Linked DNA regions of Homo sapiens: region 2 is linked to region 1. The links are chromatin loops, found by intact Hi-C in ENCODE. Cell type or tissue: B cell. All regions are shown on one strand. Links, peaks and the distances in the headings refer to the core of each region. The heading gives the core; the rest is flanking DNA.

Region 1 (8,332 bases), core at 236-8,235:
GTACAGTTTTCTGGTCGTTTAATTAGTTTGTTTTCTTGGCGGTGATGGGAATCACAGGCGTAGAGATAATAAGTTTGCTAGAGAGGAAGCCACCCCACAGTTTCGGGTCTAACAAAATCCCTCCTTTAAAAACATTTGTACCCCCAATAAAAATAAAATTAAAGAGGAATATAGAAGCACAAATTAGCCAACTTTTTTAAAAGAGAAAAAAGAAAAGAAAATCATCGTAACAAATGAGCGTGAGAACTTCTAAAAAATTTGTCACGAACCCTTTCAGAGGTCTGGATTCTTTTCCAGTAGCCAGTGACACATTTGGTCTGAAAAGAGAAATACACTATCCACTGAGTCACTTATTTAAAGCCAGCACACACACACACACACACACACACACACACACACACACACACACACACAGACACGCATTCAGAAAGCTCTGGGTGCCCTCACATTTGAAAACAACACCTGGTGGAGGACGCTGCGATACCTAATTGGACAAACAGCAATAAAATAAGACCAGTGGAAGTGCTGAGCACAGGGCGCAGGGCTAGGGCCCAGGTTTTGTGTTCAGGCCTGCGGCGAGGCAGCGGCCCTGGGCGATGGGGCGCCGGGCGGTCAGGCACCGGCTGGCGACTCCGCTAGGCCTCCGAAGCCCGGCCTGCAGACCCTTTCTCCCAACCTCTGTGCCTCGTGGGCTCTCTCCGCTCCGACGCCTGGTCGGGGCTTCCCTGTTGAGAGGGTTTTAGGCAGAAGGGCCAAACGACTCAAGCCAGACTCTGCTTTTTCATTTTTCTCCCTTAGGCCTCTCCACTTGCCCGAGCTCTCAGCCACCAGGAGACAGACGGAAGGGGCTTCTGGATTGCGTTGGGAGCGGGCACTGTCCCCTACCCACTCCTGCTCAGTTTCCCAAAGTCCAGCGACTTCCGACCCTCCTTGGGGGGAAAAATACCAGTACCCAGACACCTTTGCACCCTGTTATATGACTGGGCTTGCTTCAGGAATATCTTACAAAGAAGAAGAAGAAGAAAGAACGGCTTGGAGTCATGTTTACATCTAGTTCTACTGATCCGTTCACATCTGGAGAGTTTATTTATAACTCCCTCTATAACTCTCTGTTTGGAGACACTGTGGCTCTATTGACAGACTGATATCTAGGAAATATTGCTCTATGTCTAACCGTACCTAAATGTGCTGTGGTTGTATTTACAGATTTATGTTTGAGGGAAATATAACTATTTCCATTGTATTTGTGCATATACAGTAGTTATAGGAGCAGATTTATATATGGGAAAATATACGACTCTCTTACAGCCATCCAGCTTTATGTACATTTGATATCCTGACAGATTTATATCTCTGAACAGCTATATAGATAAAAACGTATATTGTTAGAATTATGTATCAGAAGATATATACTTATTGATTGTGAAATAGAGTAGTTAGAGCATTCATTTAGAGCCATATATGGCTATGGAGATATTGCTATATTATTATCACTATATATAGGCATATCTATTTATAACTACATAGTTATAAAAATACATATAAGTAATTACAGTCCTATATGTGCATGCTGCAATCTCTCTCTAGAGTTATAGACACTTTCAAATATAACTCTATAGAGAGATCTGTATGCATATAAGGTGTAATTATCTTGTGATGTGTTTACATTGGGACTTAGGCCCGTCTGTCTAGAACACACATATTTATATGTAGGGGCTGGGAGAGACTTGTTCATAGATATCTGCAGAGGGCCAACTGGAAACACTGTATCTGCCCTCTAGGAAACCAGCTAGGAGAGTTGTGTACTTACGGAGGGATGGAGTTACAAAAGGTAAATAGAGCTTAGTGAGCCTTAAGGAGGGGAGGTGAATGGAGGGTGGGTAGGTGGTGGGCTCCCCCAGGCGGAGACGGGGGAAGCAGCAGGGGCTCCCAGCCTCAGGCCTGCCCGGACGGTGTTGGTTGGAGTGAGTCTCCCCAAATGTCGTGCCGCCGTCCGTGATCTCGAGGACCGGTTGGCCTGCGTGCCCCTGGGCTGCTCTTTCACCCGAGGGTCGTTCTGGTTGACAGCAGAACCCCGCAGCCTCAGGGGTTGCCTGGTGGTGTGTGTTTCAATGCCTCTGCTGTATGACCCTTTGTTTGTGTGTGTGTGTGTCTCCCATTCTCCCTTCTCTCTCTGTCTCTCAGTCTCTGTGTGTTTCTTTCCCACTCTCTGTGGGTTTGTGTGTGTGTGCCCGTGTGCTTGTGTGTCTTTGGCTGAATATGCCCTGTGAACCACAGAGCTGTCTCTTGCATGGCGGCCTGTCTTTGTTGAACCTCTTTCTGTGTCTCTGCCTGGGTCATGAGGCCGGTTGTCAATCGTTTTCGCCCCCGCGGATCTGCTTTGGCTGCGTGAAAGCCTGGCCCACGTGAGAAGATGCGTCGGTCTTGGAGCAATTGCTGTCTCGTCCCCATCCTGAGCGTCCTCTTTTCTAGCATCAAGAGGAACACACTGCAGATGAGGACAAGAGCCCCACAGGAGCTCTTTGTCCCACAGGAGATCAGCGGACCCACGTCAGAGAAGATGTTTGAGTCTTTTCGCGGCTCTTCTCTGAGAAATGAAGCCACACCACGATACAGTCAGCAAGAGGAAGCCAGGAATGAGAGATGGCAACAATCCCTGTCCCTGGAACGCTGGCCTCCCTGCACAAGCCACCCTTTAGGAACCCCACCCCTTATGCCTGTGACGGTGGCAAGGTGCTGTATCCTGCCTGGGCTCCGGCCTCTGCTCTGTCCTCCCTCTTGCTCTGCCTCCCCTGTTTCTCAGGGACCTGGATGCCTCTCGCTCTGGCCAAATGCCTTCAACTAAGATGACTTCCCACTCCGTCAGGGAGACACTTCCTGGAGACCCGTGTCGTGATTGTTTGTCTCTCCAAATGTGTTTCTGCTTGATTGGGCAGGTCTCATGGCCCGGGAACACTTGGCTTCCATAGGTGTCTCAGGCAGGTGTCTTCTCCACGTTTCCCCTCATGGGTGGGTGGATTACCTAGAATGAGCGCTAGGCGACCGTGACTGGCCTTGTCTTCCACGACAGGTGGTGTCGCATTTCCTCTGCACTTCCTGTCTCATTCTTGAGGGACATCCTCTCCTCTGCTCCTGGGTGGACTGAACCCCTTGATCTTCTGGCCGAAACGAATGTAAGGGAAACAAAGGGACTGGTCTAGGGCTGGGGGCTGGGGCTGGGGCTCTGTGCAGCCGAAGTTGCGTCAGGGCTGCCAGGGCCTTGGAGGGTTGGGGTTGGGGCGAATTTTGCAGAAACCTCTTTGCTCCTCCGGTAGGCATTCGAAAACGTGGCTTGGGTCAGTCACAGGCCCCCCCCACACCCCTCGGGTCCCAGGTGTTTTCGATTTTCCTTGGCATTGATGGAAATGTCACCTGTTTTCCCCTTCCACCGGCACACGCCTGGACAACACCCTTTGTTTCGCCGTCGCCCCGTATGCCTCCGGTGACACACGTTAACACCAACTGCTGTGGGATAGGCCAGGGCCACGCGTAGTCACATGGTCTCTGCCTCGGGTTTGCTCCTGTTCCTCTTTGCAGGTGTCCTGTAAAGCCCTGTCGGCTTACCGGAGCCCCAGGGCTTTTAGAAGTGGGGCAGGCCACTGCTCTTTCAAAGGAGGAGGGCATTGAAAAACACACCTCCAGGCAATCCCTGAGGCTATGGGGTTCTGCTCTCGATGAGAACGACCCTCGGGCGAGAGAGCAGCCCAGGGGCATGCAGGCCGAACTGTCCTAGAGATCACGGACCGAGGCACGAATTCTGGGGAGACTCACCCCAACCAACACCATCCGGGCAGGCCTGAGGCTGGGTTCCTGTGCTGCTTCCCCCGTCTCCGCTGGGCTTTCCTCATGGTGGTCGGCCCTTTGCGACTCCTGGCATCTGGAGACATTCCCGTCGACCCCGTGAAGTTGTTAGGCCGGAGCCTCAGATCCCCGAAACCCAAGCACGCCAGGGAGGGCTCCTGCTTCGCCAAGCCTCGGAGACTGGTTTCTAAGACAACCGTGGGAACCACTGTGACGGGAGAAGCCGCTCGCGCCTCGCGCATGCGCATTGGGTGAGACGATTTGCGCTCCACTCCTGAGAGATAGGCTGCGTCCCCTTTAAATATCGCCACTGCCGCGCGGCGGCCGCGATGCTCCTGCTGCCGCCGCGGCGGCGGCTGGATCCTGGGTCCTGTTTGGGGTGGCGTGGGAGAGGGGGCCGCGGGTGTCTCGTCCTGTCCCAGGCCCAAACCCCCAGGAGTCCTGTCCTCAGGACCTCCTTGAGCCGACTTCCACTGAGGGAGGGGGAGCTTCAGGACGCCTGCTGTGTTCTCCGGACTCCCGTTGAGATCCGATTTTGGCCCCCTCCCAGTGAGATAGGATGGGCTCACCACATCTGGTGAGGCAGACAGGGCCTCGCTGTAGCACAGAATGATCCCGTAGGTCTCAAGGCCTGGTGTCAGCTGCAAATTCACTGATCCATCAGCCCTCTGCCTCCCTCCTCCTTTGAAAGAGCAGTGGCCTGCCCCGCTTCTAAAAGCCCTGGGGATCCGGAAAGCCGACCGCGCTTTACAGGTCAACTGCAAAGAGGAACAGAGGCGAATCCTAGGTGGAGACCATGTGACCACGCGTGGCACTGGCCTATCCCACAGCAGTTGGTGTTAATGTGTGTCACCGGAGGCATACAGGGCGATGGCGAAACAAAGGGTGCTGTCCAGGCATGTGCAGGTGGAAGGGGGAAACAGGTGACCTTTCCATCAATGCCAAGGAAAATCAAAGAACACCTGTGACCCCGTGGGTCGGGGTGCTGCCTGTGCCTGAGCCAAGCCACGTTTTCAAATGCCTACCGGAGGAGCAAAGAGGTTTCTGCAAAATTCGCAACAACCCCAATCCTCCACCAACCCGGTAGCCCTGACGCAACATCGGCTGCACCCAGCCCCAGCCCCAGTCCCAGCCCCCAGCCCTAGCCCAGTCCCTTTGGTTCCCTGACATTCGTTTTGGCCAGAAGATCAAGGGAGTCAGTCCACCCAGGAGCAGAGGAGAGGATGTCCCTCAAGAATGAGACAGGAAGTGCAGAGGAAATGCGACACCACCTGTCGTGGAAGACAAGGCCAGTCACGGTCGCCTAGAGCTCATTCTAGGCAATCCACCCACCCATGAGGGGAAATGTGGAGAAGAAGGAAGCTTCCCTGCCTGAGACACCTATGGAAGCCAAGAGCTCCCGGGTCATTAGACCTACCCAATCAAGCGGAAATACTTTTTGAAAGAGAAACAATCACGACACGGGTCTCCAGGAAGTGTCTCCCTGACGGAGTGGGAAGTCATCTTTGTTGAAGGCATTTGGCCAGAGCGAGAGGCATCCAGGCCCCTGAGAAACAGGGGAGGCAGAGCAAGAGGGAGGACAGAGCAGAGGCCGGAGCCCAGGCAGGATACAGCACCTTGCCACCGTCACAGGCATAAGGGGTGGGGTTCCTAAAGGGTGGCTTGTGCAGGGAGGCCAGCGTTCCAGGGACAGGGATTGTTGCCATCTCTCATTCCTGGCTTCCTCTTGCTGACTGTATCGTGGTGTGGCTTCATTTCTCAGAGAAGAGCCATGAAAAGACACAAGCATCTTCTCTGACGTGGGTCCGCTGCTCTCCTGTGGGACAAAGAGCTCCTGTTGGGGCTCTTGTCCTCGTCTGCAGTGGGTTCATCTTGATCCTAGAAAAGAGGCCACTCAGGATGGGGATGAGACTTCAATTGCTCCGGGACCGAAGCATCTCCTCACGTGGGCCAGGCTTTCACCCACCCAAAGCAGATCTGCGGGGGCGAAAATGATTGACAACCGGCCTCATGACCCAGGCAGAGACGCAGAAAGAGGCTCAACAAAGACAGGCCGCCATGCGAGAAACCGCTGTGTGGTGCACAGGGCACATTCAGCCAAAGACACACACGCACAAGGGCACACACACACAAACCCACAGAGAGTGGGAAAGAAACACACAGAGACTGAGAGACAGAGAGAGAAGAGAGAATGGGAGACACACACACAGACACACACAGGCTCACACACACACATACACACACAGACTCACACACAGAGTCATCCAGCAGAAGTATTGAAATACACACCCCCAGGTAACCCCTGAGACTGCGGGATTCTACTCTCGACGAGAACGACCCTCGGATGAGAGAGCAGCCCAGGGGCACGCAGGCCGACCTGTCTTAGAGATCACGGATGGCGGCACGACTTTTGGGGAGAGTCAACCCAACCAACACGGTCCGGGCAGGCCTGAGGCTGGGATGCTGTGCTGCTTTTCCCGGACTCCGCCTGGGGTTTCCTCATCCTGTTTGGCGCTTTGCGACTCCTGGCATCTGGAGACGTTCCCGTCGACCCCGTGGAGAGGTCAGGCCGGAGCCTCAGAACCCTGACACCCATGGACTGCCGCGGAGGGCTCCTGCTTTTCTAAGCCTCGGGGACTGGTTTCTAAGACAACCGTGGAACCACTGTGATGGGAAAAGCCACTCGCGCCTCGCCCAGGAGCATTGGCTGGGCGGACTCGCGCTCCGCTCCTGGCAGTCAGGCTGCGTCCCCTTTAAATAATGGCAGCGCTGCGGGGTGGCAGCGAGGCTCCTGCTGCAGCCGCGGAGTCGGCTGCATCCGGGGTCCAATTTGAGGCAGCGTGGGAGAGGGGCCCCGGGTATATTGTCCCAGGGCAAAAGCCCCAGGAGTCCTGTCCTCAGGACCTCCTTGAGCCGACTTCCACCGATGGAGCGGGAGCTTCAGGAGGCTTGCTGTGTTCTCAGGACTCCCCTTCAGATCCATTTTGGCCTGCTGAATGAGATAGGATGGGCTCACTACATCTGGTGAGGCCGTAGGGCCTCGCTGCAGCACAGAATAATCCCATAAGTCTCAAGGCCTAGTGTCAGCTGCACTTTCACTGATCCATCAGCCCTCTGCTTCCTTCCTCCTTTGAAAGAGCAGTGGCCTGCCCCGCTTCTAAAAGCCCTGGGGCTCCGGAAAGCCGACCGCGCTTTATGGGACTGGTAGAAAGAGGATCAGGGGTGAATCCGAGATGGAGACCATGTGACCACGCGTGGCACTGGTGTATCCCACAGCAGATGGTGTGAATGTGTGTCACCGGAGGCATACATTGTGATGGCGAAACCAACAATGGTGTCCAGGAATGTGCCCGGTCGAAGGGGGGAATGAGTGACCTTTCCATCAATGCCAAGGAAAATCAAAGAACACCTGGGAACGAGGAGGGTGCCTGTGCCTTAGTCCAAGCCACATTTTGAAATGCCTGCCAGAGGATTAAAGAGGTTTTGGCAAAATTCACCCCACCCCCAACCCTCCATGGCCCAGGTAGCCCTGACCCAACCTCCCCTGCAACCAGCCGCAGACCCAGCCCCAGCCCCAGCCCAGTCCCTTTGGTTCCTTTCCCCGACATTCGTTATGGTCAAAAGATCCAGAGACTCAGTCCACCCAGGAGCAGAGGAGAGGATGTCTCTCACGAATGAGACATGAAGTGCAGAGGAAATGCGACACCACCTGTCCTAGAAGACAAGGTCTGTCACGGTCGACTAGCGCTCATTCCAGGCAATCCACCCACCCATGAGGTGAAACACGGAGAGGAAGGAAGCTTCCCTGTCTGAGAGAAGTATGGAAGCCAAGAGCTCCAGGGTCGTCTATCCTGCCCCATCAAGCAGAAACAGGTTGAAAGAGATAAACGATCACGACAGGGATCTCCAGTAAGTGTCTACCTGACGGACTGGGTTGTGATCATTGTTGAAGACATTCAGCGAGAGCGAGAGGCATCTAGGCCCCTCAGAAACAGGGGAGACAGAGCAAGAGGCAGGACAAAGCAGAGGCCAAAGCCCAGGCAGGATACAGCACTGTGCCACTGCCACGGCCATGAGGGGAGGGGTACCAAAAAGGTGGCTTTTCCAGAAAGGCCAGCGTTCCAGTGACTATCTGTGAAAATGCTTTGTGATGCGTGGGTTATCCCTCAGAGTTAAACATTTGTTTTGACTTAGCAGTTTGGAAACACTCTTTTTTAAGAATCAATGAAGGGATATTTTGAAGCCCATGGATGAGTATATTGAGAAACTAAATATCCCACCATAGAAACTAGCAAGAAATTATTAGTGAAAATGCTCTGTGATGTGTGGATTCATCTCACAGAGTTAGACTTTTGTTTTTATTCTGCAGGTTTCAAACACTTTTTTGTGGAATCTACAAAGGAACATTTCAGAGCCCACAGAGGCCTATAGTGAAAACTGAATATCTTGTGATAAAAGCTAGAAACAAGCTATCTGTGAAAATGTTTGTGAT
Region 2 (8,332 bases), core at 267-8,266, 93 kb before region 1:
CATACCATATGGTGGACTACTGAAAGCTTTCTGCCTAAGCTTGGAAACAATGCAATTATGCCCATTCTCGTGACTTCTGTTCAACACTATGGAAGTCCTGGACAGTATAATAAACCAATAAAAAGCAAGACAAGACATAAGGATTAGAAAGAAAGAAGTAAAACGATAGTCACAGGAAACATAATTGCAAATTTCTTAGTTTTCTATATAAACAAACCACTAGAAGTAATAAGTGAAACAGACTTATCAGACTACAAAGTCACTATACAAAAATCAATTGTATATCTACATACTGACAACAAACAACTGGAAAATCAAGTTCAAAAGTTCTACTGATAGTAGTGTAAAATTATAAAATACTTAAGAATAAATTTTTAAACACGCATGCAAGACTGCTACATTGAAAATTATGAAATATTGAGGCCCAATATTAAGATGTTGATTCTCCCCCAAATGCTCTGGACTCAATACAATTCTCCGAGAAAATCCAACAGGCTTCACTGAAGAAATCAATAAACTAATAGTAAGTACAAAGTTGGAGGACACACACTACCTGATCTCAAGACTTCATGAAATTATAACAATCAAGATAAATATGCCAAAAGAAAAACAGAAAATCGATAGAACAGAGTCCAGAAATAGACCAATACATAGAAAGTTAATTGACTTTTTATGAAGATACAAAACTGGATTAATGGAAAAAGGAAACACCAGTGGCGCTGGCACAAATGGCTATCAAGATGTTAAAAAAAAAAAAAAAAGGAAATCTTGGAACCAAACTCACACCATGCCAAAAATTAATTTGAGATTAATGACAGATTTAATGTAAAAACTAAAACTATGATGCCTCTAAAAGACAATGTAGAATATTTTCCAGACTTTGGGGTAAGCAAAGATCTCTTAGATCAAAGAGATAAGGCAGTAACCATAAAAGAAAAAAAATAAACAAAGCTTTATAAACATTAAAAGCTTCTGACCATCCTGGCTAACATGGTGAAACCCTGTCACTACTAAAAACACAAAAAATTAGCTGGGCGTGGTGGCAGGTGCCTGTAGTCCCAGCTACTTGGGAAGCTAAGGCAGGAGAATGGCGTGAACCTGGGAGGTGGAGCTTGCAGTGAACCGAGATCGCGCCACTGCCCTCCAGCCTGGGTGACAGAGCCAGACTCCATCTCAAAAAAAAAAAAAAGAAAAAAGCTGTCCATCCAAAAACCACCATTAAGAAACTGAAAAGGAGGATAAAATAGCGCAACCACTTTTGAAAAATTTTGACAGTTTCTTATATAGTTAAACATTCACCTATCCTTTGACACAGCAATTCCACATCTACATATCTACCCTAGATATTTACCCTAATTTTAGAATTGTTGATTTGCCATTTCAAAAGCAATGATTCTTCCAGAACATTAGCTTTACACCATTCCATATTTTATATATTTTTTAAGCTACCATAATTTATGAAGATTCAAAATGCAACTTGCCAAGTTTTAAAAGAGAAAAAAAAAGTATGGAAACAGCTAAACGGAAAACAGGCTGGTTAAGTGTGTTTGGGTCAGTTTATTTCCAGTATCATTTACAGGCTACCCTGATATTGTATTTAAAATTTTCATTCATTTCAGAGTTCACAAAATAATGATTTTTCCTATGAAGATACTTTGTTTAAGAGACAACTGACTTCTACAACTAAAATGTATACATGTTCAAAGAAAATAGCTTGTAAAATATATTTGGTTGAATAACATTTACATTAAGCCTTTAAAATTATGTATCAGAATCTCCAGCTATTATTAAGCAGTCTAATGGTGCCTACTAAGTCAGAGAGTTGTAATTCTTCTCTCCTGTGCTCTGTTCTGATAATGAAGTAAAGGCATCAGTAGCATCTACTGTGCTAAAGAATAAATGGAATTTGCAACTGTAGGTAATATTTAAGCACTTTAAGACAAATATGAATACATCATAAATTTCTAACTAGGAAAATATTTTCAATGAGATCTCAAGAAATGTTAACTTTTTTCAGAATAAAGCACTGAAAACTGACTCACCAACGTATCAAGCTGGGTTTCTTCATCTTCTCTTTTTCTCTTCTTATCTTTGCTCTTTTTCTTCTTACTACAGGACATAATTTATATAGATGAGTTTAAGTATATTGATTTGTGTGATAAATCAATATCGTAAGATTGAAACTTGGAAGTCTTTTAAGTTGTTTCATTTATAAATTATTGATTTAGGAAGACTTACATTGCTATGCCCTCTTAAATACAGTACTGAGAATTTGCTTCAGGCTTTGTACATATTATGTTAAAGTTCAAAGCAGATTGTAGAGCCACACTGCCAGATTTTAAATCCTGATTCTGTCACTTCTTAGCTCTGTGATTTTGGGAAAAGGTACTGAATCTCTCTGTGAGTCAGTTTCCCCACTTAAAAAATTAGGATAACAACTTAACTCTTAAGGCTATTGTGAGGATTAAGAGGTAATATGTATCTTCACACATTGCTGGTGGAAATGTAAAATGGTGCAGCATCTACAGGAAACAGTTTGGCGTTCCTCAAAAAGTTAAAGAGTTACCATATGACCCAGCAATTTTACTCCTAAGTATGTATACCCAAGGGAAATGAAAACATACACCCACAAAAATACTTACATAAGAATATTCACACTAGTATTAGTCACAATAGTCAAAAAGGGGAAACAATCTAAATGTTCATCAACTGATGAATGGATGAACAAAATATTACATCCATACAATGGACTACTACGCAGCCATAAAAAGGAACAAGTGCTACAAAACTGATGGACCTCAAGAATGTTATAAGTGAAAGAAGCCAGATACAAAAGGCCACATGTTGCATGATTTCTTAGGAAATATTCAGAATAGGCAATTTCACATAGATAGCAGACTAGTGGTTGCCAAGGACTAGGAGAGGGGGAAGATGGGATGTGACTGCTTTAATGGTTAGGAAGAGATTTCCTTCTGAGATGATGAAAATGCTGAGCAACTAGACAGTGGTGAACCTCTTGAATATATAATAAAAACCACTGACTGTACAAAAGGGTGAATTTTATAATTATGAATTACATCGCAATAAAAAAATAAAAACCCAAGAGCAATTTGAAGAAAGTTAATGTGCAAAGTGCCTACAACAATTTCTTGGCGCATTGAAAGTGCTATATAAGCATTAATTATGATTATTACGATAATCTTAAGACACTCTTGTCTGCATTTTCATCATAAAGTTTTCAGAAGATAACTCACCACTCCTCACAGGCATTTCACATAGTAAAAATCTCACATTCATTCAGGATATACCTGCCACTTATTCTGGCATCTTCATGAGGCCAGACTCCTCGAGAGGGTTCTCAAGGGCAGTGGCTTCAGCTCACTCCTTGATACTTTCTTTCCATCTCGCCTAACAATATCAAAACCCCTGTTTATCACGGAGGCCAGGAGGAAATGCTCAATATTTGTATGTACAGTCAACCTCAGGCAAATCTGCCAGTTAAAAAAGAAGCGGGGATATGAATGCACAGGTATTTTTCTCCTAAAGAGCTAATAAATTACCACTACGACCTCCTCCTCACATTTGGCTTAATTTATTTACTGCATGTATGTTCTCTCATTTAATCCTCACAGTATTCTAAAGGTATAAAAAATGGTCTAAAAGTTTAAATGTGTAAACGGAGGTTCAAAGATACTTGATCTCTTAATGAGTAAATGGAAGTTCAGACATATTAACCAATTTGCCACAAATTACAAAATTAGTAAATGACAGAGTGCAGGTTCCAACCCATATCCCTATCAAAGCCCATATACACCTCAACCACTGTGTGATTCATCCCGGTTTCACTCTACATATTAGCTTAGAAAAAAATTAATCAATAATTTTTCCAGGAAGAGACAATGGAGAAAAGAATAATCCCTAATAAAGGAAGTTATTATAATGAACTACAAGATCAGACTAACGCAGACCCACCAGGCAGAGGCCTGGAGAGATGCCTCAGGGGACCCAAACTCGTGGGTACGGGGCCACGGGTCACCCGCCCGTCTATCCTGTTTCCAGGGTCGTCAGCACGGGAGGCTGCCCCTCTCTGCACAGGCGCCAGGAACCGCGGTCCGGCCTCCGTCCAGCCCAGACAGGGTCAGAGCGAAGCCTGGGAGGCCACAAAGCCGGCTCTCTGCACCACGGCTTCCACCGGATTCGCGGGGGTGGAGTGCATCCGAAAAGAACTGAGGAGGCTCCCACCAGAGCTGCAGGACCCAGCTCTTCACCTCGGTTCCCTTGAGCACGAGCTTGCTAGACTTCACATAAGAGTACTAGGCCATGGCTCCGGGAGACTTCTGCGCGGACAGGCTGAAGCCGGCTCAGGACGAGTATGTGACCTGGAGCAGCACCAGGGCAGGGAGGAACAGAAGTGGAGGCGAAGTAAACACTCCCTGACAGCCTACGTCTGTCCAGAACCCGCCTCCGTCTTCACCCAAACGGTGAATGCCCGAGATTTCCACTTCCAGGTTTCTGCCGGGAGGGGGGGGGGGGGCGGGGCGTGAGGGAGGAGCTACGGCGGCTGCAGAGGGCCGAAAGGTGTCCGCATGCATCTGCTCCCTGGCGCCCTCTCGAGGAGCCCCTGAGGATTCGTGCCTCCCAGAGGTGGGGAAAGCCCGCCCGAGGCGCAGGTGCTGACGGTGGCGGGGCTGCCGGGCGCGCTGTGGAACCTCCTCTCGCTAGAGATGCGGGCTGGCGACGGTCCCCGCGGGGGCGGGAAGCGGCTCAGGCTGCCCTCCCCGGCCTGCGGCGGCGCATCTTGAAGCGCGGGCCACTCCCGCGCAGGTCACTCAGGGCTGTGCCTCGCGCGACTGTGTGTGCAGGAAACAAACAGGAAATACCCTAAAATGGAATGAAGAGACATGTTGAGGCCCGCGGATGTCGCGAGTGCTGTGGGAATGTGGGCGGAGGTGGAGAGTTATGGTGGCGCGTGTTACAGGCTCAGGGGTCAGGAAGAAGCCTAATCCTGGAGGCGGCATCTGAGGAGGGTCTTGAACGCTGGGCAGGCTTTTGCCCGATAGAGATGGAGGAAGCTAGTCCTGTCTGATGGAGGAAACAGGGCAGAGGCGTGGAGGGAGATGCGCAGTGCTGGTGTGAGGAGCCGCGAGCAGGCCAGGCCTGTAAAGCAGAGTGATGGGAACCAGGATAGAGAAGGCAAATCGGGGTCCTGCGGTCGCTGAAGAATTTGAATGAAATCATTAAACAGGTGAGAGGGATCCATCGCAAGAGCATGGGATGAAACGAGGAGTAGTCCACGGTGATCCCTCTGCAGCGGTGGGTATTATTAATCGCACATGTGACACCAAAACGGTGGGTATTATTGATAGCGTATGTGACACCAAAACCACCCCACTCAAGCTGTGGCTCTTTCCCTAAAGTAGAAAACAGAGACCAGTTGGGTTCCAAGCATCCACAAAGATCTTATTAAATTCGTGATCCCTGGTGGCACCATGGAGTCAGGATTGGCTCATTTCAAACCTGACTCAGAAATAAAACCATCTCAATGTGCGGAGATGAGCGTCCTTACCCGCTATCATAACGTATTTTCTGGTGTTTTCACAGTGCTGCGCTTCCTAATCCCCATTCTAGGGCAATCCACATGCCATGATGCCCAGAGGCATTAACAAAGGAGACACACAGGGGCTCCTCACGTTGGCTTTCCATGGTTTTGATGAAAATCTCAGTTTCCTCATCTCATACAATGTGGTTCGTAATAGTATCATTTAGGGTTGAAGAATTAAATGGTACAAATTATATAGAGTGCTTATTATAACCTACATGGAAAATGCCTAGGATATGTTAGCTATGCTCATCACCAACATCGTTATATGATGGTAATAATCAGATAGTCAGGAAGGCCGACACCAAGAAAATGGATACATGCTCTGAGGGAATGAATGTGGAGAGATCAGAAGGTCAAGAACAAAGCCGTACAACATGTCTGCAGTAAAGGGATAGAGAAAAGAAAGGCTATAAAAGAAGGAATTAAACAGTTAGAGTAAAATTATAAAATCAAAGCTAAGGAGAATTTCCAGAAAGGGTAATATCATTTAATATCATAGAAGTTTAGGAGCACAAGATGGAAAAAAGGCCTCTGGGTAACTGACATTGAGGCAGTCTTTAGGGAAGCTCCATTTCCGATAGAGAAGTAGACACAAAGTCAGCTTGAAGCAGGGACTAGGTGAAGAAGCTGTTGGCTGGTCGCATGGGGAAATAAATAAGGGATGGCATATGCCATATTTCTGGATTTCTTTCTTGCCCAGCCTCTATATATGCATAGAGTTTGGCGAAAACTTACAAAAAATAAAAATGAAACCAATTTCGTTTGTTGACTGAAATACAATGCTTCGTGTTAGAATCAAGATAAATTCATGCCTCTCCCTTCTATTGTCACCGTCAGTTTTGAAATTAAACATCAGCTTTTCTTCTTCATTAAAATCATTTTCAACTCCTCCCAGGTGTTGGTGGTTTGGGGGAGTTACATAAGCAGTCAGGTCTTGATGAGTAGAGGAGGAGGGAACAAACACTTTCAGCAAAGGCAGAATTCTGAAATTCTGCTCGTATTTTTCTCCAGTAACTTTCCTATGTTTGTGAGGTTATTCAGTCATAAAGATCCTAGTGAAATTTTTTTCAAGCTTGACTAATCATAATCACTGTGGACGTTTGTTTAAAATGTGTATTCCCAGGCTTCTCACCTGCTGATTCTGATTCAGGAGATCACGGATGGGACTCAGAATACATGTGTTTGACAAGTACCACAAGTGTTTCTTATGGTCAGGCAAATTTTGGAATCTAACCAGAAATTTATGTTTTTATGACTGGCAGCTAGAAAAGATTCCTAGAGTCTTTGCTTTTTGAAAATAAAATATTTCTTTTTTAAAAGGAAAATTGTATGAATAGATACAACATTTATACATGTGGCACATGTACTATACTGTGTGCTTTTGTCATATTTACAGTTAAAGATGTGTAAGAACATTCTGAGAAAAATTATACATTAAATGCAAAGAGGGGTAAGTCAGGGTGGGGGAGAAATGGGAAGGGTGTGCTTATTGTTGCCAAAAGGTAGAAAAGCCAGAATGATAGCAACTAAGGTTGCAAATAGCACATTGTAAGTTGAGGGAGCTTCATAATCATGTCTGAAACCTTTGATATACTGAGTTGTAAACAGTGTCTTTGGACAAGATTTGAGGGAGAAACCAACTATGCTTTAAAGTGTTCATTTAAAAGGCTTTAATTAAAGGAAAGTCTTTATATTTACTTCAGCTAACTTAACTTCAGGACTTTAACAAATTACTAGCCCTTAACCTCTTAAAAATTGTCTTTCATTTCAAATGAAAGTTTAAAGTGGCCTTTATGTTCGATTGGTATACTTGTGCGAAGACTTAACAGCAAGGTACTGTACATTTCTAAATGTTTACTTCTTAATTTTTCTGGAAGAAATATACTACTAAATTGATTATTTTTAAAGCAAAGTAAAACAATTTATTTTGACAAGCGACACTGTGTTTTCCCAGTTTTCTGGTAGCAAAGATTAGGCTTAACATCACTAATCATCAGAGAAATGCAGATCAAAACCAAAATGAGATACCATCCTACACCAGTCAGAATAGCTACTATTAAAAAATCAAAAAACAACAGATCTTGGGAGGCTGTGGAGAAAAGGGAATATTTACACATAATTGGAGCGAATGTAAATTAGTTCAACCACTGTTGAAAGCAGTTTGGAAATTTCTCAGATAATTTAAAATAGAAATTCCTTTCAAGCCAATAATTCCATTACTGGTATATGACCCAAAGAAAGTCAGTTATTCTACCAAAAACACATACGCACTTGCATGTTCATCGCAGCACTATTCACAATAGCAAAGACATGGAGTCAGCCTAGGTGCCCATCAACAGTGGATTGGATCAATAAAATGTGGTACATCCACATTAGTATTATTAGGCCATTCTTGCATTGCTATGAAGAAATACCTGAGACTGGGTAATTTATAAGGAAAAGAGGTTTAATTGGCTCATAGCTCTGCAGGCTGTACAGGAAGCATGGTGACAGCATCTGCATGGTGCCTGTGTAGTCTCCAGGGAGCTTTTACTCATGATGGAAGGCCAAGAGGGAGTAAGTACATCACATGGCCAGAGCAGTAGCAAGAGAGAATGGGAGTGGGGGTAAGTACCACACACCCTTAAACAACCAGATCTTGAAAGAATTCACTATCACAAGGACAGCATCAGGCCATGAGAGATCCACCCCCATGACCCAAACACCTCCTACCAGGCCCCACCTCCAACA

The links. A loop is a pair of places that touch in the nucleus more often than their neighbours do. Peaks named below come from ENCODE experiments on the same cell type or tissue, not always from the same donor. Only the 100,000 strongest peaks of a DNase experiment are listed, where the experiment ranks them.
Region 2: it touches region 1 in a loop (21-fold over the local background); 5 of 110 quality-filtered maps call a loop at or near these places.

Annotation. Positions count from the first base shown.
Region 1 is chr20:30,279,939-30,288,270 of GRCh38, reverse strand. It overlaps LINC01597 (long intergenic non-protein coding RNA 1597), which reads left to right and starts at 1,734. Exons shown (of 2, transcript NR_145432.2): 1 at 1,734-1,831; 2 at 6,136-8,332. It overlaps LOC107985433 (putative uncharacterized protein LOC401522), which reads left to right. Exons shown (of 3, transcript NR_171672.1): 3 at 799-1,243. In B cell, for the core only: no CTCF peak of the experiment used is centred there; a DNase peak (open chromatin) is centred at 4,080.
Region 2 is chr20:30,373,362-30,381,693 of GRCh38, reverse strand. It overlaps the pseudogene FRG1BP. Among named protein-coding and RNA genes, the nearest start is that of FAM242A, 16 kb to the right of the region's middle. In B cell, for the core only: a CTCF peak has its summit at 4,616 (motif pointing left); a DNase peak (open chromatin) is centred at 4,603; H3K4me3 peaks cover 1,307 bases; H3K27ac peaks cover 857 bases.